Regions from separate parts of the Mus musculus genome. Here regions 1, 2, 3 and 5 are each linked to region 4. The links are chromatin loops, found by intact Hi-C in ENCODE. Cell type or tissue: heart. All regions are shown on one strand. Region 1 holds the start of Myom3 (myomesin family, member 3). Region 2 has its middle 4.6 kb from the start of Pnrc2. Region 3 overlaps Myom3 (myomesin family, member 3). Region 4 overlaps Ifnlr1 (interferon lambda receptor 1). Region 5 holds the start of Fuca1 (fucosidase, alpha-L- 1, tissue).

Region 1 (5,000 bases), 50 kb before region 4:
CTGAGCGGGGAGTGGATGCACCCTGCCCAGTGGGTCGGCACAGGCTGGGACAGGCACGGCTCCCCAGCTCCGCCAAGGCTGTAATGGGCTGGCTCTGGTTAGTGGAGGCTCTTCCTTCCCCAGCAGAGCCCGGGGGGCCTCATCCCCTGTATGGGATGAACCTGGCAACCCCAGGGTTTGGGACTGCAGGGTCTATGCTTTTTCTCTGCCCGTGGGGTTGAACAACCAGCACTCAGCCCACACACTCCCTCCCTACTGGACCTGCCGGACCTGCCAGCTCGGGCTCCCTGATGGGCTGCCGCTCCATACAGCAAAGACTCGAGTTCCAAGGAGGTCCTCAAGGGCCTTTTCTTTTCTTTATGTTTAGCTTTAATGTCAAGGAGGGCTCACATCAGAAGACCCAGGGCTACACAGAACAGTGAAATGAAGCATGGAGTTCTTGGATACCCCGTTTTCACTTGGGGTGCTACCAAGCTCAAATCTCCCTAACAAACCCCTTTCCCAACATACTTACATATATACACTACAAACAAACAAACACACATACAGATACACACATACTCGACAGGATACGAAAACACACACAGACACACACATACCCTATAGTAGACACACAAATATTCTACGACACACACAGACACCCTACAACACACACATAGGCACATACCCTATAACACACACACATATCCTACAACACACACAGATAGACACATACCCTACAACACACACACATATCCTATAACACACACAGATAGACACATACCCTATAATATACATACCCTATAGCACAACACAGTCACATACCCTATAACACAGACACATACCCTACAACACACACACACACACGCCCTATAACACACACATAAACATTATAAATGCACATATCAAACACACATACACACATACCCCACACACTATACTATAGATACACACACCATAGTCACACAAATACTACCCCCATCATACAATAGACACACAAGAACATCATTGACTTTACATAGGCCTATGCACAGACCACCCCCACATCATCTACACATACACAAACCCGTACATCACAGACACACATACACTAGAGTTATGTACACTACACATGCACCATATATACCACCCCCATAGGTCATTCACTGTGGAAAGCTGGGGTGTCCCTCAGCCCCTGCACCCTACATGTGACTCACAGAAACAGCAGTGTCCACTGGGCAGTCTCTAGGACAGTAAGAGGCTCTCTGCTCTCTTCTTGTCCTCGGCTCAGTGAGGACGGGGGAAGAATGTGATCTGAGAGCCTTGTAACCGTCTTAAATATAGCAGCGCTGAGACAGTGCGGTGACAATGGATGGGAGCTGTGGTGAGGGTGGAGGCAGAGGGGAGGGCTGTCTCTTCCTGCCAGCACTGCTGGGCAGCAGCAACAGGTGGGGTGGCCCCCACCCCCTGCTGCTCCTCCCCCACCTCTGGCTTTTCCACCCCACCCTGCCTGGAGTAAGAGCCATGCCTCGGGCTCCAGTCTGGCTTGGGGAAAGTGGACACGTGTGTTCTCTGCTATAGAAGTCGGATCACAACTGTCCTTCCCGTTGTGGGGCACCCAGAGAAAGGTCTTCAGCTTCTCTGATCTGAATTCCCTCCTGAGAGACAGGGAACATGTCAGGGTACCTAGCTTCTTGCGGATAGTACAGAGTGTGACCTAACCATGAGAACTTTGATTCTTTTGGCTAAGGTGATGTGTGGCTTCTTCCTCTCTATTTCCCCAGCAGTTAAGGGCGCTGCTCCTGGTCAGCCCATGGTTGTGTGCGGTGGGTAAGGCAGGGCTAGGACAGGAGCTAGGGAGCCCTGAGGAGGGGACATGGCCCTCCAGAGCATGTGCAGGTCTGGGAAGGCTGTCCCAGCTCAGGTCAGAGAGCATGGTTTCACTCCCAGCCTCTTCCTCAAACCACAGGCACCAAGGTCAACCTGCCAGCTGCTCTTCCTGCAGCTTCGGAGGCTACTCCCTGGGGAGAGTGAGTGAGCGGGCACTGAGCTCTTCAGTCCTAGTCTTAATCTCCTGCCTTACTTGAAAAGCCATTTCTAAGCTTCCCTGATTCACCTCTTCCCCAGGCCAGTGTCATAGCAACTCCGGGGAGGATGTTGGCGGGTTCGCTCCCCCACCCTTTTGGTCTTCCTTCCTTCCTTCCTTCCTTCCTTCCTTCCTTCCTTCCTTCCTTCCTTCCTTCCTCTTTCTTTCTTTCTTTCTTTCTTTCTTTCTTTCTTTCTTTCTTTCTTTCTTCCTTCCTTCCTTCCTTCCTTCCTTCCTTCCTCTCTCTCTCTCTCTCTCTCTCTCTCTCTCTCTCTCTCTCTTTCTTTCTTTCTTTCTAGGAAACTTTATGTATATGAGTGTTTTACTTGTGGGCATGGTCTGTGCACTACCGCATGCACGCCTAGAGACCAGAAGGGGGCATCAGATCCCTGGGGTTGTGAGCCAGGTACCCTGACACGCTGTCTCTCAGGAAGGAATTCAGATCAGAGAAGCTGAAAACTTCCCCAGGGTAACTGGAAGGACAGTTGCAAACAAACTCTATAATTGGGAACACTTGTGCCCACTTTCCTCAAACCAGGCTGGAGCCCTAGGCAGTTCCTGGAGGCAGGGACTGGGGTGGATGGGGAAGGAGCAGTAGGAGGCGGGGCATTCCCCCCAGGTGAGTAGCTGGGAACTTATCCAGGGTCCTTTGGAGGAGCAGCCAGCTTTCTAACACTGGAACATCTCTCCAGCTCTCATTCCTATTTCGGGGGTTGTTATTTTGAGACAAGGTTTTGTTATGTAGCCCAGGCTAACTTGCAACTGACAATCTTCCTGCCTCAGTCTTGAATGCCATGATTTCAAGCATATACTCCCCTGCCATCCCCACTTCCTATTATCCCTGTCTAGAAAGAGTTTCTCTGGACTCAGACAATTGCTGTGATGGTTAAGTGTGATATGCCAGAGCTGGAGAGGTGGCTTAGTGGTTAAGAACACTGTCTGCTCTTTCAGAGGTCCTGAGTTCAAATCCCAGCAACTACATGGTGGCTCACAACCATCTGTAATGAGATCTGATGCTCTCTTCTGGTGTGTCTGAAGACACAACAGTGTACTTATATATAATGAATAAATAAATCTTTTTTTAAAAAAAAGTGTGATATGCCTTTGTGAAGCAGAACATAGGCCCTGGTTGTCCCTGACCTCTGAGGCAGACGGAAGGAACTCAGGCATGTGCCAGACTTGGGAGGCATCTCAGATTCTGTTCAGGATCCCATTCATCCCTGGATTTATAACTTAAGCAAGCCACCATGTTCTGGTTTATCTACACTCCAGGGGACAGTAATGACTGTCTCTCAGTCTTCTGGCAGAGCATGGAGCTGCAGATCTGTAATCCCAGCATCCAGGAGACTGAGGCAGATGGATCCAGGCATCCAGACCCAGCCTGGGCTACACACTGAGACCTTGTCTCCAACTGGATTGTCTGAAAGGAAGGGTCCCAGGAGGGTCCACAGCCTCCCCAACACCAGACATACTGTAGACAGTTGATAGACCAGGGCTCCTCTAGTCACTTAACTCTGGGGATACTGAAGAGCTCGCTTCGCCCCATCCATCTGGGCTTGCAGTCCATTCTCCTATACCCCTCAGCTGATCATGCATGGTGATGCATGGGTCCTTTGTAAGTATGGTCAAACCTCACTCAGGAAGCTGAGCAGACATAAGATGACTGAAGTCACATAACTCTTTGCTTAGATGCCAGGCATAGGCACCTCTATTCATGAACGAGGAATTTGCTCTCCTTTCTTTATTATTACTATTATTATTATTATTATTTTAAATTGAGACAAGTCTCACTATATAGCTGAGGCTGGCCTTGAACTCATAATCCTCAGTACCTTGAGTGATGGGATTATAAGTGTGTGACATCATGCTCAGCCTTCAGCCTCCTTCCTGAGCCTCAGTTTCTTTAACTGGAGAACGTTTTAGATAGGAGGGATGTTGTGTTGTCTTGTTCTCTCTGTCCCTACCCCAAAGGAAGTAATTCCTGGAAGACAGCTCTGTCCTCAACTTGACTTTAAAAATGAATGGGAAGCCAGGTGTGGTAGTGTATGCCAATATTCATACCACTTGGTAGGTCAAGGCAGGAGGACCAGGAGTTCAAGTGTACCCTAGACTATGTACCAAGTTTGAGGTCAACCTGTGCTACATAAGACTCTGTCTCAAAGTGGCCTTGTTCTCGATACTTCTGTGCGATTATGAACTCTGTCCGTCAGCCTCGGGGCCTGTGGTCTTGAGACCAAGTGCCATGCCTACGACAAAGTTGCAGAGTTCTGATGGAGAGATATTTGAAGTTGCTGTAGAAACTGCCAAACAATCTGTGACCGTCAAGGCCGTGCCGGAAGAGTTGGGAATGGATGATGATCCTGTTCCTTTACCAAATGTTAATGCAGCAATTCTGAAAGAGGTCATTCAGTGGTGCTCCCACCACAAAGAGGACCCTCCTCCCCTGAGGATGATGAAAACAAAGAAAACGGACAGATGATATTCCTGTTTGGGACCAAGAATTCCTGAAAGTTGACCAAGGAATACTTTTTGAACTTATTCTGGCTGCAAACTACTTAGACATCAAAGGTTTGCTTGATGTCACATGCAAGACTGTGGCCATTAAGATTAAGGGGGAAACTCCTGAGGAGATTCGTAAAACCTTCAATATCAAAAATGACTTTACTGAAGAGGAGGAGGCCCAGGTACGCAAAGAGAACCAATGATGTGGCGAGAAGTGAACTGCTGTGCCTGTTACCATAACACTAGAAGGGTTGTTCCAAGTGCCAGTTGCACTGCTCTGTTTACAATTGTTAATATTAGAGATCAGTAGATAAACATCGCCTTGTCTTCACTGCGTGTGTAGTTCCAGTGAAGATCAGACCTGTGGTGAGTTTCTTCTATGAACAGAAGTTTCCTCCCCGCCACCCCCATTGCTCTGAATAAAACTGAACTATGGGTTCACTGCGGAAAGTGG
Region 2 (5,000 bases), 170 kb before region 4:
TCTGGTTTACATAGTTCGAGGACAGCCAGCCAGGGGCATGTAGAGAGACCCTGTCTTAAAAATAAGAAAAAGAAATCGAGAGAGCTCCTAAAGCAGAGAGAGGTGCTTTGAAGAACAGAGGTTGGCTGGACCGCCAAGACAGGTCCAAGCTTCAAAGGCCTGAGGTCCTGTAAGTGGACTTGCAGTGAGCCATTTGCATAGCATCTGCTCTTGGAGAGTGCAGCGCTGGAGCACGCTCTGTTCTGTTGCACATGGCCCATGCCTGGTCAGGTTGTCCCGTCTTCCTTGGTTGACTGATTGTTTCTCACAGTAATCGTGGCATTGTGCACGGAGCCTTTAGTGGCTGAGCACTCCTCCTTCCAGCCCACCGGGCAGCGGGGGTGCACACTTTTTAAAAAACAGACAAACCAACCAACCAACCAACCTTTTTGGGGTTCTTTGTGAATTTCACATCATCCACCCCAATCCCACTCAACCCCCCAACCCTTTGCATTTGCTCTCTGCACCCCTCACCTCCAAAAGAAAACCGGGACTCCTCTTGGATCCCCAGCTGTTTGCCCTGTGTCATGGAGATCCTGCAGCTTTGGACCTGCAGGACCGGCCCCTGACTTCATGCACTCCAGCAGTTCATAGGTGGGGTAGATGCTGGAGTGGGCCAGCTCAAAGCCCTGGATGGTAGCTGAGTTGGTCAGCTTGCCAGCTCTCCTACAGATGGTACACAGCTTTTAATCCCAGCATGGAGGCAGAGGCCGGTGGATCTGAGCTGCAGGCCAGCCTAGGCTACAGAGCAAGTTCCAAGACAGCCGGGGTTACAACACTCACTGTTATTGTCCAAACCGAGTTATTTGTTTCGTGGGTGAGGCTGGGTTTGAACCTAGAGCGGTGTGCATGTTAGACCAGCAATATACCACTGAACTATATGTCCCCAACTCAGTACATGTGAGTTGTGGGGCAGCCTGGACCACACTGGGAGACCCTCCCCCTAGGGCAGGAGAGAATCACTTCCTGGTCTTACACGCGTTCTCGCGACCGGCCAGGAAGAACACAGCAAACCAGAATCTTCTGCGGCAAAACTTTATTGCTTACATCTTCAGGAGCAAGAGTGCAAGAGAGAGAGCAAGAGAGAGAAAGAAAGCAAGAAAAAGAACAAGAACAAGAAAGCAAGAGCAAGAGAGAGAAAAAGCAAGAACAAGAGAGAGAAAAAAAACAAGAGCAAGAAGAACAACAAGAGCAAGAGAGAGAAAAAGAATGGCAAAACCCCGTCCCTTTTAAGGAGAATTATCCTCCGCCTAGGACGTATTACTCCCTGATTGGCTGCAGCCCATCGGCCCAGTTGTCATCACGAGAAAGGCAGAACACATGGCGGGAAAACTGCCCCTGCACGTGTGCAGATTATGTTTACCACTTAGAACACAGCTGTCAGCGCCATCTTATAATGGCAAATGTGAGGGCGGCTCCCAACATCCTGGGACTCAGAGCTGTTGACCCTCTTGTTGCTGCTGTTCCCAAGAGTGAGAATGTCAATGGCTGTCGTTGGGCCAAGCTATTTAATCCTCTATGGGAATGAGTCTTTGTCCGTGGTAGCCTGACTTTCGAAGTCTCTCTCAAAATCAATGCCACAAGGCAGACAACAAATGTTAGCCTGCTCTAGTGAGTGGAAAATTAACAGATGTTCATGGATCAACTGACAAGTCTACAGCCGTGGACGATGTTGACTTAAATGAGTCGGGAGACCTCATTACTGTCATATTTGGTGGGGCAAAGAGCTGTCCTATGGGGCTTCTTGTACAAGAGGCCACATATGGTATGTGACCTTAAAGAACACTTTAAAAAAACAAACAAACAATTTCCATTATTTCACCAGCTCATCTTACAGATCCAAGGTCAGAGGAACAGCCATTACTAACAAGGAAGAACAGTGACTCCAGAGCTGGGATGTGACCTGAACGCTGGTGCTAGGGACTTAAATGGACACATAATTTTTAAATTAAAAAAAAAAGTTGTTTTTTTTTTTTTTTTTTTTTTTTTTTTTTTGGTTTTTGGAGACAGGGTTTCTCTGTGTAGCCCTGGCTGTTTTAGAACTCCCTCTGTAGATCAGGCTGGCCTCAGACTCAGAAATCCACCTGCCTCTGCCTCCCGAGTGCTAGGATTAAAGGCGTGCGCCACCATGACCTGGCACAACATATAACTTCTTTATCTTTCCTCTCTCTCTCTGTATGTGTGTGTATACATGTTCATATGTGGGCACACATGCATGTCTGTGTGGATGCTTTGTAGCAGCTACATTAGAGACTGAGTATCTTCTTCAGTCACTCTCTTATATTATGTTTTGAGAACCCAGAGTTTAGCAATTGGCTAGGCTGGCCGGCCAGTGAGCCCTGGGAATCCACCTGTCTCTGCGCTCCTTGAATCCAGCACTGCGGTTACATCCCTGCATAGCAGAGCCTAGATTTTAATGTGAGTTCTAATTTTAGGTCCCCATGCCTGTGTCTGAAGTATTTAACTGTTTGAGCCAGCTCTCCAGTCTCTACATAGTTTATAGAAGGTGTTTGGTAACACATACTAAAAGCTTTACTGTCTACTTTTCTGTTGTTAAGATAAAACCAGGTTGAGCCGGGCATGGTGGTGCACGCCTTTAATCCTAGCACTCGGGAGGCAGAGGCAGGCGGATTTCTGAGTTCGAGGCCAGCCTGGTCTACAGAGTGAGTTCCAGGACAGCCAGGGCTATACAGAGAAACCCTGTCTCGAAAAACAAAACAACCCAAAAACAACAACAAAAAAAAAACAAACAAAAAAAAAAACACCCCAGGTTGAGTGTCAAGGCCGGTACGTGCAGGAAGGAACTGAAGCAGAGGTCTTAGAGGGACTCTGCCTATTGGCCTGCTTCTTGTGGCTTGTTCAGCTTGTTTTCCTATAGAACCCAGGACCACTGGCCCAGGCAGGGGTGGCACCACCCACAGTGGACTGGGTCCTCCCATTTAACCACTAATAAGAAAAAATTCCCGGGGCTGGAGAGATGGCTCAGAGGTTAAGAGCAATGACTATTCTTCCAGATGTCCCAAGTTAAATTCCCAGCAACCACAAGGTGGCTCACAACCATCTGTAATGGGATCTGATGTGCTCTTTTGGTGTGCCTGAAGACAGCTACAGTGTTATTCATATATATTAAATAGATAAATTAAAAAAAAAAGGCAGGGCATGGTGGCACACGCCTTTAATCCCAGTACTTGGGAGGCAGAGGCAGGTGGATTTCTTAGTTCCAGGCCAGCCTGGTCTACAAAGTGAGTTCCAGGACAGCCTGGGCTATACAGAGAAACCCTGTCTCGAAAAACAAACAAACAAACAAACAAACAAACAAACGACAAAATTCCCAACAGACTTGTCCTCAGACCAATCTGATGACTTTTTTTTCAGCATAGTTCCCTCTTCCCAGGTGATCCTAGCTTGTGTCAAGTTGATAAAAAATTAACCACACTTAACCTATATGTTTACCTCATGACCTAATAATTTTGTAGCTTGGAATTTGAGGGAAATTTATTTAAGGAAATTAAAATTTGTAAGTATATCTAGCTCAGCCTATAATAATAATAAAAAAACCTGCAAACACTGGCTGGCCATGAAATTAATTGCATATGGCCATAGCATACAATTCTAATAACCACACAAGTATGTTGTTTCCAAAAGCATAAATAAATTAGGCTGGGCATGGTGGCACATAGCTGCAGACCCGGCTGTTGGGAAGTGCAGATAGCAAGGCCATTCAAGGACACTCAGTTGCAAAGCAAGTTTGAGGCCAGCCTGGGGTATGAGATCCGGTTCAAACAACAACCCCCTACTGCAACAAACCTAAGCTAAATCATCTTGTTTAGGAAATGCCTTCTTATGTGTTGTTGAGAGCGACACAGCAAACAAGGACTCCAGACACACCGCTCCATGATAGGGGACTGCCAGAGAGTAACTCAGATTCCTGAGTGAGAGACTGGACTCAGCTGGACTGAACCATGCACAGGCCCATCTCCCAGGGCTGTGAATGTGGGTGTCAGTCGGTAGAGATCAGGCAGGGCTCTTTAAGGTCTTGCAGGCTGAAGCCCTCCCCGGAGCATCACGAGAGCCAGAGCCGTGGGAGTTTCCCACGGACATCCTGTGCTGCCTCCATTTGGTAATTAGAATCAGGTGACTGCCGCGGCTGACAATAGACTTGCAAGTTCTCCCGAATGTGTGAACGTGTAGAAACCAGCCCCAGATGCTTCCTCAGGAAACGAAAGCACGCGGTGAGAAAGGAGGCGTGGGGCTTCATACTAGTTTGGTAACACTAATGAGAGCGTGAGCTGTCTCTGAGAGCCCGGGCTCCTCCTAGCAGGCCTGCCTGCAGACATTCAAAGTGACCCCGAATTTACAAACAAGCTTGAAGAAGAAAGAACAAACAAGTGACAAGCTCTTGAGTCAGTAGATTAGAGACTTGTATAGGTGTGGCCCACAGGGTGACTGTGCCAACAACCCCCCCCCCCCCGCGTTGGAGTCTAAACAATAGACCTCGGGTGTCATTTGACTTCCCTCTTTGTACTTCTATTTAGATTAGGCAGGGGAATGCTTCTCTTCTCTGTCTCTCTCTCTGGATGGGCACACGCTGTTGAGGCCAGAAGTTATTTGCACTGGACATTCTCGATGGCTCTGTACATTGTCTGCTTACATTATTTCCTCATTTATGGTGTTGGCATGTGTGTGCCACGGCATGGTGTGGATGTCATAGGAAACGTTGTAGGAGTTTGTTCTCTCCTTCCACCATGGAGGTCCCAGAACTCAGGTTGGCAGGCTCGAGGGGGAGGGGCGTGGGAGTGGCTTGACCTGCTAATCAACCTCACCAGCTTCTCCTTTTTTGCTTTTGTTTTGGACACAGGATCACAGTAAGCCTGGCTGGCCCTGACCTCTGAGATTCTCCTGCCTCCACCTCCCAGAGTGCTGGAGTTAGGAGGGCTATCACTATGCCCTTCATTTTGTTC
Region 3 (5,000 bases), 60 kb before region 4:
TTGCTAGTCTGAGAGAGGAGGCTCTCTCAGTCCAAAGGCCTCTAGGTCCCCAGTCCCAGCTCATGTGCCATCTTAGCTTCATGGCTGTCTGCTAGCCATGGGCTTGTGGGGCCTGGCCTGTTGGGGATGGAGGGACTTACTGCGGATGAGGACTTTGGCAAAGGAAGAGGCCTGGCCGTAGGCGTTCTTCACCAGCACAGTGTAGGTGGCCGAGTCCTCCACCGTGCACCTAAAAAGGAGGGAGGAACCCCACAGGATGCTAGGCTCCATGAGGAACACATCCCTTGCTGGGTGGCTCATCAAGGAACTCCTCCCCAGCCCCCCCTCCCCCACACATGGGGAAGACCCAGGATTGTGTGTCTTTGGGCTGCTCACTAGATTTCTATGAAACACTAGGGATATGACATCGGCCTATACCAGCTCAAGGGAAAGGGCTTTGAAAACATGTACCACCCTGCCTTGTTATTACCGACTGTAGAAGATCAGAGAGATGGAGCGATTCTCCCAGAGTCACATAGCTACTGAAATTCAACCCAGCGGTCTGCGCCTCTTTCCAGGCACTGCCTCCAGCCCTATTGACATCTCCATGTCAAAAACCACGAACAGATTTCTTTCCTCTGAGGCCTAGTGCCAGTCCGTGCCAATCCATGCCAGAGTCAGGCATAATGCCCAAATCTTCTGCTTCAGGCCTGAGTCTCATCACCAGCCAGAATAGCCCTGTGTGCCCCAAAAGAAGCTTGACTGGTTCCCATCCAGGGTACCCCAATGGAGTAGTGAGAGGAGGCGCCTTTTTTGCTCCATCAGCAAGCCGAGAGCCCCCCTGGTGCCCTGTGTTCCCTGGCACCTCAGGCAAGAGCTCTCTTGCTGGATCCCCAAGCTTTGCCCTGGTCCCTTAGGCCTTCTGAGGATGGCGAAACCCGGGTACTAGAGCCCAGGGTTAGCCTCAGTGGTGTCATGGGAGTGGGGGATGGGCCAGGCTCTGTCTGTGCTTTACCTCATGATCTCCAGGGTCAGCAGCCCGTAGTTGTTGGTGATACGGTACTTGCCGGCTGGAAAGAGGCGGGGATCGATCCGGATGTCGTTCTTGTACCTGTGGAGACACAGTAGCTGTGGTGAGTTGGGGGACGTACACAGACAAGGATTCCAGCCTCAGCAATGTGCTGCTCTCCATTTGGCTACACCCCTGGTGGGACTTCCACTGCCAGCCTCAGTTGTCCTCACTTGGAAAACGGGAGCACACAGGGCTGGCTCTGTACATGGGGTTACCTCTGAAGGGCTGCTATACCCCTAAGGGTAACTCTTCCTTGGTCCTGATCACTGTAGCTGCTCAAAGATCCATTCCAGTCTGCGGTAGCTGACAGAGGCACTCCCAGGGCACACCAGACACAAGGCCTTGAACTTGGACTCCTCTTTGAGGTGCCTGTACCAATGAAAGCTCCAAACCTCTCTCTATAACTCCCAGGGTGATGCTTATAATCACTGCTATTTATTTATTGAAGTTTTGAGATTGGGTCTCAGGTAGCCCAGGCTAGACTTGATTTAGAAACATAGCCAAGGATGACCACAAACCGCTAATACTCCTGCCTCCGTCTCTCAAGTGCTAGGGTCACAAGTGTGCAGCTACCAAGCCTAGTTGTTGCTGCTTCCTCTTTCTTTCCTCTTCTCCCCTTTCCCTGTCCTCCTCCATCCCCCTCCCCCCTCCTCTTCCTCAGCTCTTTCTCCATCTTCTTTGGAGATAGGGTGACAGTGTGTAGCTCACATGAGCCTTGGATTTGAGGTCCTGGGGGCTCAGCCTCTTGAATGCTGGGGTTACAGGCATGCACCTCCACATCTGGCTTTCTATCCCTAATTTTAGCTCTCAATTAGATTACCCCAGGGAACTTAAAGTTTTTTCCTCCTGGAGCTGGGGTGCAGGCTGGCGTGGGACATTTGCCTAGCACGCATAAGACCCGGGGTTGTCTGAACAACATTGGAGGCTTTTAATTATGATGTACAGAGTTGGAACACAAGCCTTGTGGGGCCTGCGTCAGAGAGCACACATTGCTCTGCCATATCAGGTCCCTCCAATCCAGTGGTTCTCAACCTGTGGGTGGAGACCCCTTTGAAAATCAAATGACCCTTTCACTGGGACTGCCTAGGACCATGGGAAAACACAGATACTTACGTTACAATTCATACAGAAACAAAGCTACAGTTATGATGAAGTAGCAATGACAATGATTTTATAGGTGGGGGTCACCAGGACATGAGGTAAAGGGTCACAGCGTTAGGGAGGTTGGGGAAACGACTGTTCTAATTCTAAAGAAACAGGATTTACCCTGGAGCCTCCCACCAGACTGCCTGTCTCCTGACCCTCTCTCTGGGAGGTGTGGTCATATGACAATGGTCAACAGCAAGTGGGCACAGGAGCCACATGACCGCTGCTGACTCACTTTCCATCAGTTTGACCTGTGGCTGTGTCACTGTGTCCTGTGGCTGTAAGAAGGCTCAGATGCTGTGGGCAGAGCTGCCAGGGGCCAGTGTTCTGTCTGGACATGCCCTGTGTCCCAGTAAACTTAGGACTACTGGGTATAGAACCTGTACACTGGTGTTGGGTGGATGGGTGCATGCGCGCGCGCGTGTGTGTGTGTGTGTCTCAGGGGTGAATTCAGAGATACCTCTTCGGGCTCTAGCACAGCCAGTTGACGTTGAAAAGGAAGGTGTCCTTCTTGCAGACAGAGGGCGCTCCAGCCTCAGGACCAGCCTTTCTTGGACCTGGGCTGTCTCTCTGGGTGCCCTATTTATCCCCATGGCCAGGGAACAGAGGCACATCCACTCTGTCCCTATTTAGGAAAGGGGCCCAGCTAAGTCTCCTGTGGGGAGGGCAGTGCTTAATCTGGGCACACATCTCTCCAGGCTCTGAGGACCAGGACCCTAGCCCAGACCTGTCAGAAACATTCCAGACTCCTCAGGCTGGGCTGCCCAGGCCCTGCCGTCCTCTCAAGGCGCAGCAGCTGCCAGGCCCTAAGCCTCATCCTGCCTGCCCCTCCAGCCAGAGAGGCCTCAGGAAAATGACTTACTATTTGCCTACATTTTCCATTGCTCTTTGAGATAGCGTCTCACTGGGTAGCCCAGATCAGTCTCAGACTTGTATCCTTCCTGCCTCAGCCTCCAGAAGCCAGGAATCACAGGCCTATGCCTCTATGGTTAATCTCCTGGGATGTATTGATATTCTATTCCTTCTATCTATCTGTCTGCCAGCCTGTCTATCTATATACTTATTATTATTTTTTTGTTGTTTTGGTTTTTTGTTTTGTTTTTGTTTTTAGTTTTGCTTTTTTTTTTTTCCCCCTTTTGGTTTTTTTCGAGACAGGATTTCTCTCTGTGTAGCCCTGGCTGTCCTGGAACTCACTCTGTAGACCAGGCTGGCCTCGAACTCAGAAATCCACCTGCCTCTGCCTTCCATGTGCTGGGTTTAAAGGCGTGCGCCACCACTTCCCGGCTCTTATTTTTGTTTTTTGTTTACAGAGTCTTACTATGTAGTCTTGTCCTAGAACCACTACCTTCTCTCTCTCTCTCTCTCTCTCTCTCTAAGATTTTTTTATTATTATACATAAGTACACTGTAGCTGTCTTCAGATGCACCAGAAAAGAGGGCCTCAGATCTCATTACGGGTGGTTGTGAGCCACCATGTGGTTGCTGGGATTTGGACCTTTAGATGAGCTATCTCACCAGACCACTTTACCTTTTTTTATTATTATTAAAGAACAAACAAACAAACAAGCTTACGTGCAGGAGGCTTGTGGGGAATTGTGTGTGATAATGCAGAACCCGAAGCAGCCAGAGACTCAGCCAGAGACTTTGACTTCTGTTAGGCTGGCGTTGCAGACAGTTGTGAGCTACCAACACCGGTGCTGGGAATTGAACTCTGGTCTTTTAGAAGAGCCTTATTCATTCATAGCCATTAAGCCATCCCTCTAGCCCTAGATTCCGATTTTAAGGGTACTTCCAGCAGTTGCTGCCCCCTCCCTTTACCTCTCCCTGGCACCTCTCTGAACACTGAGCGCCCCCCAAATACCCAGGGGGTATTCTTGGGTTTCTTCTTGTTCATGTGCAGCCCCACATATGCAGCATCCTGAGAACAGATCCATCCCCCTGCCTGCCCTACGTAGCAAGTCTGTCCTCAGCGACTGTGACTGAGTGCTCAGAGTGTTTGCCTCACTAGGGCAATGCTCTGTGATTGAGTCCTCTCAATGCTCCTGCATCTAGGAAGTGCTCAGGAGTTGCTGAATGGATGGACTCTCCTGACAAGCCTGAGCAGGAACACACCCTCAGAGACCAGACTTATGGTTCAGCTCCATAATCACCAAGCCAGGAACCTCAGGGGTCACCAGCCAGTGGGTCTGGCCTTGGCTTCTCCCATTTCAGGAATCCTTGGCTCTGTAGTGCTGGCCTTGCTGGTTGGCTCAGAAACCAGCCCCCCTCCCCCAGTATCCACCCCTGCTTCACCGACTTAGCTCAGATCTGAGTTGGAAGCAGAGCTCTTACTGGGGCCAGCCACTGGCAGGTGGCACTGCCTTGGTCTCCACAGCTCCCTTTGCCCAGCGCACTGTCCAGTGCATGACTTTGAAAGTGTGCCAGCTGGAACTGGCCAGTCTGGAGGCCAACTTCCTTCAGATGTCATTCTTGGTTGTGATCCGCCTACCTGTTTGCCATCTCCAGCTACTTAGCACTTGTGTGCTTTAAGTTAAAAACAACAACAACAAAACCCCAAACAACCACAACAACAACAAAACAAAACAAAACAACAACCCCCCTCTCCCCCACCAACCTAACCTGTTGCTGTCTTGCTGAGATCTGAATCGTGATCTACTTTGGTTATCTGGCCTTACATAAGGGCTCAAATGGGACAAAAGTGGCCGCCTGTATAAAGGGGTCCCTTTACTTGGACTTTTGGTTTTGGACCGTGAGATATTCACCCTCCAGCTCCCATGCTGCCTCTTCCAGGGAGCCTTCCTGGG
Region 4 (5,000 bases):
ACCAATGTATTTCCTTCTTTGTATCCACGGGGCGTGTTCTAGCTGGGGGGTGTCTCTCGAGAGTGTTGGGAATATAAGAAGCGGAGGTTGGCATGGGCAAAGGACCCGTTTTTGTATTTCCAAAGCTTCCTTTAAACCACCTCTATCGAGGAATGTTGCTGTTGGATATCATGTACACCCCTGGGCTGAAAATTCAGAGTTCTTGGCCTCGAGGAGGGACAGGTAAATGAACATGCCCAGGGCCCAGAATCCCATGCTTCCACTGGCTTCAAGATCAGAGCTATCAAACTCTAGGGCAGTGGTTCTTAACCTGTGGGTCTCAGACTCTTTGTGGGTCACTTAAGACCATTGAAAAACACAGATATGGGCTGGTGTGATGGCTAGGCAGTTAAGAGCACTGATGATTCTCCTGGAAGTCATGAGTTCAAATCCCAGCAAGCACAAGGTGGCTCACAACCATCCGTAATGAGAAACAAATTTTAAAAACCTATGGACTGGATTGAGCTGGGCCTGGAGTGAGCGGGGTGGGGGGTGGGGGAGTGCAGAGCAAAAGGGAGAAGAGAAACGGGGGTGGGGGGCCGGGGGTGATGGGGGGATCACAGATATTTACATTATGATTCATAAGAGTAGCAAGATTACAGCTATGAAGTAGCAATGAAGTATTTTATGGTTGGGAATCACCACAACATGAGGAAGTATATTAAAGGGTTGCAGCGTTAAGAGGGTTGAGAGCCACTGCTCTAGGGTGATTCTCGGTTGATAAGCTGTGTCTTGTCACCAGCTGCAGGGTGAGACTATCTCTCCTCCCATGTTTCCTAGTCTGAGCCCAGCCTCCTGCTGTCTGAGCCCTAGGGCTTGTCAGAGTCTGGTCCTCTGGCTTCCCAGAGCTATCTCTTTCCCCAGGAGCCACAACAGGCTAGGTTGATGCTCAGGGACCTGTGGATTATCTTAAAGAATGAAGACTCCTTCCAGAGTCCGTAGAGAAAAGATTGGTAGCTGAGATGGATATCAGCTTTTAGTAATGTTTTGGGGGTTACCTGGGAAATTCAACAGCAGCCCACAGAGTGCAGGGTATTCCATAATTTTATAGGTTTGAGAGGGGAGGGTCTCTGAGTTTAGCAGTTTGGTGATGGTACCAGATAGGAATAAAATATAAACACAAGAATGAATTCTGTAGTTCTACCCCACCTTGGGGTTGGACATGAGCAACTTAGGGAAGGCACCTGATAGGACTAAGCCCTCTGGAGAAGCCTTGGCTGTCTAACATGGACAATCCCCAATCTCAGGTCCCTGGAGTAGGCCTGGTGCTCTCTCGCTCTCTCTCTCTCTCTCTCTCTCTCTCTCTCTCTCTCTCTCTCTCCAACAGATTCTCTCTCAGGATGGTGCTGCCAAACAGGATTTCTTTGCCGCTTATTTGTAGGCCATCAGAATCACCAATACCGTCTCCCTGGCCACTGCCAAACTGCTAATCCAGCAGCCGGATTTGAGGCTTTTGAGGGCTGTGGGCGTAAGGCAGGGCTGCCCGGTTCTCAGGCAGCTTGCTTTAGAGGTGGCTGTTTCCGTTTCCCCACAGGGGACAGCATGGCTGAGACCGTGTTCCGCTCACTTCTTCCGGCCGCTCTTATTTTCAGCCCTCTCTTTTCTAATGTCGCCTCCTTGTGACTTTCTGAAACTCTTTGTCTAGTTCTCTGTTTGGAGTAAAGTCTGTTTTTCCTTATTCTGATGACTCTCTCCTTCCTTCTAGTCAGCCATTTTACCTAGGGGTCTTGTTACTTCTTTCATTTATTTATTAAGTGTCAGATGTTCACCCTGGGTCAAGTGCTGGAGCCTGGATGTAGTGTCCATTTAATATCTTTCTTGTCAGAGCAGGGTTGAATGGGGTGGTTGAGACGCCTCTCTGACAGTCCCGCCATCCCACCACCGTCCAGAAGGTGGCAGCACACAGGCCCAGGAGCTCAGAGTGGTTGAGGGGAATCAGAAAAGGAAGGTTTACCCTGCTTTCTAGGGTCTCATTGCGTAACAGTCAAGTGGGCCATAGACTCCTGAGCCTGCCCACAGACTGCACTGCTCCCTGCCTGTGCCTGTGAATTGTAAAGCCATTGGGTTAAAAATGATAACTAGCACCCACACGACAGCTCCAGTTTCAGAGAATCTGGCGCCCTCTTCTGGCCTCTGTGGCACCAGGCACATTATGGCTTCTCACTCCAATGGCTGCGTTCCTGCTGTAGACTGAGATGTAGGGAGCACACACTCCATATAGAGGAGGGAAGGCATTGTAGCACCTGACCTCACTGGCCGGGAAGACTGAAGTGCAGAGACTTAGATCTGCTCAGCCTGTGTCTGGGGTCTGACCGGCGGCAGTCTACGGTGACACCTGCAGGTGCCATGCCACATAATCATGACTTGTCCTCAGGAAGCTGGGCACCCAACCTAGTGGAGAGCTACTGCAGCAAGTTTAGGGTTGCAAGGCTGGCCGCACCAAGACATCGTTCTGTGAACCACTGCCTCCATTGGGTGAGCTCCCAGGGTGGTGGGCAAGCTCCAGCCTCACCATCCCAGGTGGCACCGAAAACCAGGACCCACGGCACTCACTCTTCTCATACTGAGTATGTGGATCCCAACAGCATGTGCATAAGAAGCTGGGCCTGGTGGTTCAGGCTTGTCCCTCAACGACTCGGGAAGCTGAGGCAGGAAGATACAAGTTCAAGATCAGCCTGGGCAGTAGGGTGAGCTCAAAGCCAGCACGGCCAACTTAGTGAGACCCTGTCTCAAAAATAAGAAGTGGAAGCCGAAGGCATTCCGTGTGCAAGCCCACAGGAGTTCAATCCCCTGAAGGCTACATGGTGACGCCCCCCCCCGCCCCAGCTGGGGATACAGCTCGGGGGTACAGTGCTTGCATAGCACGTGTAAGACCCCAGGTTCAAAACCAAACCAAAGGCAACCTCCACATAGCATGCGTCCCCCAGCTCCTGTCTTTGCAGACAATCAAATCTGATGGGCCAGGCACGGACATCAGAAGATTCCCAGGGATGTGGAGGCCCCATCTCCAGTATCAGGGACCTGTTTAATTTTATACGTTGACTGGCTGGCCTTCTTCTCCCTGCCTTGATCCCCCACTTCCTTATGGTGTCCTCTGGAAGCTGTATGCCCCAGACCTCTTTCTCCATGTCTCCTTTTGGAGGACACAAGTTTAGATCCCTATGTCCCAAACAACTGCGTGCACATTAGCTTTCTCTAAAAATAAATCTCTTTATTTAAGGTTTTGGGTATTATACCAACAGATATTAAAGTATTACTTAAATAGGGTATAAAATACAGGGCACGATTTCGACAAAAATACAAACATGCAAGACAGGTAATACAAACACGTAAGACGTATAGCCTCAGTGTGCCGAAGCTGCCCACCACACTGACTCCAGGCGGTCACTCTGATCTTGCTCTCCTTGAGGTCCCCGGAGGCTGTCTGTGTACAGGGCTATTATGTAAGTTAAGTGCTGAGCACACATTATGAACTTCTGGGTTGCACCTCCCGCCCTTTCCACAGGCTTCCCACAGGTCTTCTGTCAATGACCTAATGGCTGAAAGGAGCTAGGATTAAGAATGACAGGAAGGCTAGATCAGAAAGAAAACATTGGGAAACACTGTAAACAGTAAGGACTACCGGAGAGAGCAAGCTTGAAAGGCGAGGCCAATGCTGTCATCACCATCATTTCCAAGGATTCCTGACAGAGCATCCTCCGTGGTGCAGCTCAGCTGAGTCTCAGGAAGGACACTGGCCTTGCTGGGACATTTCTAGGGGCTTCTCCCGTGCTCTGACCGCCCTCACGCATGTGCATTTGTTCTGCTTCTGGGCTCAGTGATGTGGTCAAACATCATTGTAGGGAAACCCCAGAGAGGTAGGTGTGTGTGTGTGTGTGTGTGTGTGTGTGTGTCCCAGAGGTGCTTGCAAAGACCTCCTGTCAGATTGGTGACTCTGGGGACTCTTGGGGACACACAAATGAAGTCACTAGGGCAGCCTTGCTAGTTGACATCCAAGTTTGTTTGAAACAATACAGATATGTACCAAGGACAGTGATTTGAGGTTTTGTTAGCTGTGAACCCCTTTCAAGACACCTTTTATGTAAAGCCACTACATGTGCATTAGCTGAGTGAGGCCACTCCCATTGAAGAGTGAGGATCCTGGAGCCCCAAAGGCCTTTGGGAATGAGCTAGAGAACCCTTGAGTCAGATGCCCTTAAGGTCATGTTTCTCAGCCTGTGTGGGTCATGACCCCTTTGGGGGTCCATTGACGTTTTCACAGTGGTTGCCTGAGACCATTGGAAAACACATTGTGATTCATACCAATAGCAAAATTATAATTATGAAGTAGCAATGAAATGATTTTATGATTGGGGGTCACCACACCACAAGGAACACTGTTTAAGGCTGGTAGTGTTAGGAAGGTTGAGAACCTCTGCCTTACGGGGGGGGGGTCTTCACATGAGTTCTGTAAGGCTATGGCTTTATGCCAGCCTCAGAGCCACACAGCTCCGAGAGTAAAGGGGCTGTGAGCTCTTTCCTGCTTCATGGTCTGTTTAGATCCTCAGCCACAAGGACACACATCACACCCCAAAAAGGACAGTCACCTGTTTTCAAAAGACACTAGCTTCTCAGATACTGGAACCTCATTATAGCCAAAACAGATAAAAACAAACAAACAAACAAACAAACAAACACACCCAAAAAAACTTAAACCCTGATACAATGCCATTCAAAAAGGACACCAGGCCAGGAGTGCAGTTTCTGCCCTGAACCAACCAATGTCGACCCTGGAAGGTGTACTATGCTTGAGAACGAAGCAAAGTTGGTTGGGCTGTGGTTTCCAGGAGCCCCTGAATAGAAGGTGGCAAGGAAGAAATGGGGTGACCTAGAGGGCAGACAGGTTGGAAGGTCGATGTCTTATCACTCTTGGCTTAGGAGTTGCTGGGGAGAGATGCCTGGGGTCTCCCAGGAGTCTGGAT
Region 5 (5,000 bases), 210 kb before region 4:
AGAAATGCTGTGCTACTTAGCTCTCAGGTTCAACCCTTCTGGAAATAAGTGATGAACCTGTGTCAACCCTGTGCCCCAATCTATTGGCAAGAGCAAAAAGCAGACACAAGCACCTGCTCGTTTTCTTTTTTTTTTAATATTTGTTTATTTATATTACTTATATGTATGAGTACATCATAGCTGTCTTCAGACACACCAGAAAGAGGGCATCAAATCCCATTACAGATGGTTGTTGTGAGCCACCATGTGGTTGCTGGGAATTGAACTCAGGACCTTTGGAAGAACAGTCAGTGCTCTTAACCGCTGAGCCATTTCTCCAGCCCCCATCTGCTTGTTTTCTTAACCAAGATTGTGAAACTGCCTGTCATTTAAGGTGACAAAGGCTCAAATATCTAGGACTGAAAAAAAAAATGTGTTGAGATAATCAGTCCATTCAATATATCACTTACTTTTATAGGAAAAGATAGCATGTTACATGAGATTTTACCACTAGCTGGTGTAGGGGCCCCTGAACTTCATCAGTCCTTCCTGCAATACATCTCTTTCCCCTTTCAAAAAGTCCTTCTGAAATATAAAATCCCTTCCCACTCAACAAGCAAATAACCACGCCCTCTGGGTATGGCTTGCAGAGCCTGGGCACACCTGTCCCATGAGCTTTCTGGAGCTTTCACTTCCAGATCATAGACCTGCAGTCTAGGACACCAGGCTCCTTCCTCTCCTTCCTCTCTCTGGGCTAGTTACCTCGTCCATTAAACAGGAAGTCTGGAAAAAGGCTGGAGTTCAACTTTGTAAATTACGGCTCTCAAGATGGCAAGATGACAGATTTCTGTTCCCTCAGGCCTTTTACTTGGCGAAAATACTAAGTGCCAGCTATACACAGCCTTTCCCTTCGGGGGAGAAAACCTAACGTCCCGAGGGAATAAAAAGTCGGAGTTTGGCAGAAAATCAATGAAGAGAGCGGAGGACTACACTAAGCCAGGAGCGGGAGGCTGCCCTCACAGTGGCCAAATCCCGCGTCCAAAGTCAGCCAATATTTTCTCTGGCTTAGAGGGCTCTCAAAACGCACTTCCTCTGCAGGGCTTTGCCCAAACAACCCCCTTCCTCCTCTGAGTTCTACTATAAGCAAGTGAGAAGTGAGGGAGACCCCAACAAAGAGCAACCCCAAACTTCCATCCTTCCTTCTTCCTTTAGAGGCACAGGGCTACAAGGAAGTCAGGCGGCGCTTTTTTATAAGCTTCCACGGACGGACGCTACCCGTAGCCTAAGGGGACTGGTCAGATCTACAACTCAGGGCCACCGACGGGAATCTGGGCTGTGTTCTGGACCTTTCAAACGAGACACCGATGTAGCCTGATTCTAGTCTCTCTCCGCACAGGTGTACCACCCAGTGCTTTCCCGCCTTAATTTTATTTTATTTTATTTTATTTATTTATTTTTTTAACTGATCCTCAGCTGGATTCTCGTCTTTAGCGTCCTTCCTCCGAGATGCAGAACGTAGGGTCCTGGACCTTCCGAGGTCAGGCAGCGCCGGCTATGGCCTGCCTGCTCCCGCCTCGCGCCCGTCCCGCACTCACTTGGCCCCGGCAGCCTGAAAGAGTTCGGCCCACTGATCCGGGTGGAAGAAGCGCGCTGTGAACTGCGGTGCGAAGTCGGCGTAGCTGAAGCCGGGCGGGTAGTTTTCTGTCATGAAGCGCTGGTAGGCCGGCATCCGATCGCCCTGCCAGTGCCACCAGAACCATTCACTGCCCCAGGCGGGCACCGAGAACACCCCCCAGTGCACGAACACCCCGAACTTGGCCTCATCGAACCAGCTCGGCAGTGGCCGCGAGTCCAAGCTCTGCCAGTCCGGAGTGAAGCGGCGCGGAGCCAGGGCCACTGCCTGGGCCGCAGCCACTAGCAGCAGCAGCAGCAGCAGCAGCATCCCAGAGTCCACAGCCCACCACTCAAGTTCAGCTCCTACATCCTTGCTTCCGGGCCCGCACCGCCCCCCTCTTAACACGCAAGCGCCGGCGAGTAGCCCCGCCTCTCAGAGTAACGATTGGCTTGGAAGGAGAGGGGGTGGGGTCAGGCTTGCGGCTCTGGAGCGCCCTCTGGCATTGGAAGGGAGAAAGACTTAAGGCGGCGTTGCTGGTTCTGCTCTATTGAATTTAAATTCCGTAGACTCGCCTAAGGATTTAATTGCCGGATTCCCCGCAAGTGAGAAAGACCCAAGGTGTGGGGAAAACTGGGAGAAGTCCACGTTGTTGCACCAATCTTCAGGGGAAGGCTGAAGCCAGGTCGTTTTATTTAGTGACTATTTAGGAGCCGCGGGTTCTCTGTGCTATACCTCCAGCCAGCAGGTGGAGTTTAGCAGATTGGAGAGTTGCCGAAGAGATTGAGAAATAACAAGGTTAGAAGGAGCTTTATGCGGAGGGAGAGAAATGGCTGCTGAAAGATTAAGGGCAGACGTGGTTATTTTAGTCTATCTTTTGTCCGTTGAACTTAACAAGAACTCCGAGGAACTTAAACATTTTTTTAAAAAAAGATTTATTTACTTATTTTATGTATATGAGTACACCATCGCTCTCTTCAAACATACCAGAAGAGGGCATCAGATTCCATTACAGATGGTTGTGAGCCACCATGTGGTTGCTGGGAATTGAACTCAGGACCTCTGGAAAAGCAGTCTGTGCTCTTAACCACTAAGCCATCTCTCCAGCCCTAGACATTTTAATTTAATTTAGAATTGTAACTTAAATTTATTTTGAGGTAAGGGGGTCTCAACTAGCTCAGGCTGGCTTCGAACTTACAGCTACAGTAACTTTGCATTCCTGATCTTCCTGCTTGTACCTCAGGAGTGCTGGGATTACAGGTAGGGGATGGCACTGCCATTCCTGGTTTTAGGTAGTACTGACCTTTGAACCCAGAGATTTGCTCTTGCAGATGCAGCACTCTACTGACTGAGCTACACCTCAAAAACTTTGAGGGTCTCTCAGAGAGCTTAGTTAGCATCTAACTGAAGAAAACCTGACTCAGGAGTACAACACTTGCTTGGTACACCGGAAGGCCGGAGCTTCAGTCTGGCACCGCTAAACAAGCATGCCTGACCCACACACAGGGGACCACTGAGGCATGAGGGACCAGAAAAATTGAGAGCCAAGAGAACCCTCTTGCCCTGGGAAAATCTCTAAAACTCATATGGCCAGTCACCCAATTCCTCTACAGTCAGCACACGCCCAATGGTATATGGTGTGTGCCCATAACTTCAGGAAGTATGGGAGCCAGAAGTCACATGGTCCATATGGCACAAAGGTCTCCATGGTTGCAGAGATAACCACAGCATGTTAGAGCAATGAGAGGTTTTAATGGCCCTGGAGAGCATTGTTTTCCCCACCATTCCCAATTTACCGAGAAGGAAACCAAAGCAAGGTAAAGGGCGGGGGTTGATCAAGACCACATAAGTGTGGACCAAAGCTGGTGCAGGAATTCACAGCTGTGGAAACTGTATTCCCTCCTCCTCTGTCAGGCACCTTGGAGAGATCGGCTTATGTTGACAGAACCAAGCACTTCCTCCTTTGAGGAGTAATAAGGAAACACCGTGTCTTTTCTGTCTCTTCCTCCCCCAAGTTGATGTTGAAATACAGTCTAAATCACTAAGCGTGGGCGAATCGACTTCTTCCCCTGATCCTCCCAAACAGCGATTAGAATTTGCAGCAGCTTTTGATGCACAGAACTTGTCTTGGGAAGAATAAAATGAGACGCCGTTGACCTTCACAGAGAAAACAAACTGTCACCTTGCAGAAGCTTAGGAGAGGCTGTAGAGCCGAGTGGACCTCCTTGCTTTATTAGGGAGGCTGATTTTTCTTTGCACTGGACACCACCCTGTTAGTTCCTTTGGGCAATGGGGAAGTCCTGTCTGCGGGCCGGATCTTCTAAAAGCAAAAGTATTAAATGTTTAAGAGTTTTCCTTTCACTGTGTCTGTGGTCCCCAGTGCCACCTACCCCTCCTACCACCAGCAGCGCCTTGAACCTCCATCTGTTGGGACTGCAACCTTTACTGAAGGGCAAAGGCAGGCACCCAGAGACACAGCGTGGGGCTGTGGACCTAGGATGCCTGGTTTGCAGCAGGAAGTCTTCCCTCCCAACTCCTTCTGCTTATCCTTCAGGACCAGAGTGTGGAAGAGGCCAGTGGGGCTGAGTCAAGCATCACTGGGAACAGCCTAGGACCCAAAGAATCTGTGTGAATATCTTGCTTTGTACTGAAGCTAGGCAAGACTGGGATAGTGCTGTGTGAGACACAGCAAAATGTCACAAGGAATAGAGTTCTCTGAAGACTTTGTACCTCCAGTGAACCCAGCTTCCTCTGCGCCCCTAAGGACCTAAGGTCATAATGGCTTTCAAGGCTTATCAGGATGTCGGGAGGGCCCTTTCCCAACAACAGGATACCCTGAGCTGACAGCTCCTGACGCTGTCTGAAGGATGTAAGCGAACATCCTTGGTCCTTAGGGCATCATAATTCTTGACCCCCAAGAGGCAAGGGTGACCTGAAGGTAGAGCCTCACATAGCTCTACAGCCACAGAGGATGAAGCAGGAACCAGAAGCAGCTGGTCTCTCTATCTTCAGCAGGACAGTCTAGAATCCACACTATGGAAGACATGGACATCTATGAAGTTGAGGGCAGTGGCCCCACGGCTGGGGTACTCTAGATTCCAGGAGAACAGGTCCCTTGTCTTCACAGATCTCCTGAATCCTTTAGTATCATCTCTGGAGGCCCCTCTGGCCTCTAGGTCTTTGGAGTCAGAAGGCTTTCCTGATTTGATATGAACAGAGCCTGCCATTCTTACAGGCCCCTCTCCACAGACTGGAAAAGGTAGGCATGACCAGGCCACCTTCCAGCCAACCAGCATTCCTTAGCAAAAAGGGGGATCTGTTTCCATTACCCTAGAACTGGCTTCAGAAAGAATCCGGGTCTGGAACCCCTCTCTCTTCGAGGGAGTGAACTGAACGGACTTCTGACTCG

The links. A loop is a pair of places that touch in the nucleus more often than their neighbours do. Peaks named below come from ENCODE experiments on the same cell type or tissue, not always from the same donor. Only the 100,000 strongest peaks of a DNase experiment are listed, where the experiment ranks them.
Region 1: a loop joins it to region 4, with 4 times the contacts of the local background. A loop is called at or near these places in 15 of 42 quality-filtered maps.
Region 2: a loop joins it to region 4, with 2.7 times the contacts of the local background. A loop is called at or near these places in 4 of 42 quality-filtered maps.
Region 3: a loop joins it to region 4, with 3.0 times the contacts of the local background. A loop is called at or near these places in 17 of 42 quality-filtered maps.
Region 5: a loop joins it to region 4, with 2.3 times the contacts of the local background. A loop is called at or near these places in 5 of 42 quality-filtered maps.

What each region holds. Positions count from the first base shown.
Region 1 is chr4:135,755,982-135,760,981 of GRCm38, reverse strand. It overlaps Myom3 (myomesin family, member 3), which reads right to left and starts at 1,267. Exons shown (of 37, transcript NM_001085509.2): 1 at 1,176-1,267. It also overlaps the pseudogene Gm12988. In heart, a CTCF peak has its summit at 2,423 (motif pointing right); no DNase peak of the experiment used is centred here; H3K4me3 peaks cover 499 bases; H3K27ac peaks cover 211 bases; H3K27me3 peaks cover 316 bases.
Region 2 is chr4:135,875,976-135,880,975 of GRCm38, reverse strand. No RefSeq gene overlaps it. Among named protein-coding and RNA genes, the nearest start is that of Pnrc2, 4.6 kb to the right of the region's middle. In heart, a CTCF peak has its summit at 3,083 (motif pointing right); DNase peaks (open chromatin) are centred at 4,185 and 4,825; H3K4me3 peaks cover 1,320 bases; H3K27ac peaks cover 1,391 bases.
Region 3 is chr4:135,766,761-135,771,760 of GRCm38, reverse strand. Myom3 (myomesin family, member 3) reads right to left here. Exons shown (of 37, transcript NM_001085509.2): 6 at 995-1,090; 7 at 141-229. Among named protein-coding and RNA genes, the nearest start is that of Myom3, 9.5 kb to the right of the region's middle. In heart, a CTCF peak has its summit at 2,729; a DNase peak (open chromatin) is centred at 4,590; H3K27ac peaks cover 983 bases.
Region 4 is chr4:135,706,411-135,711,410 of GRCm38, reverse strand. It overlaps Ifnlr1 (interferon lambda receptor 1), which reads right to left. Exons shown (of 7, transcript NM_174851.3): 7 at 3,230-5,000. Among named protein-coding and RNA genes, the nearest start is that of Il22ra1, 19 kb to the left of the region's middle. In heart, a CTCF peak has its summit at 2,032; a DNase peak (open chromatin) is centred at 2,040; H3K4me3 peaks cover 359 bases; H3K27me3 peaks cover 439 bases.
Region 5 is chr4:135,917,725-135,922,724 of GRCm38, reverse strand. It overlaps Cnr2 (cannabinoid receptor 2 (macrophage)), which reads right to left. Exons shown (of 2, transcript NM_009924.4): 2 at 2,506-5,000. Fuca1 (fucosidase, alpha-L- 1, tissue) reads right to left here and starts at 1,999. Exons shown (of 8, transcript NM_024243.4): 1 at 1,575-1,999. The coding sequence starts at 1,921. In heart, a CTCF peak has its summit at 2,141; DNase peaks (open chromatin) are centred at 1,114, 2,014, 3,724 and 3,904; H3K4me3 peaks cover 1,981 bases; H3K27ac peaks cover 1,662 bases.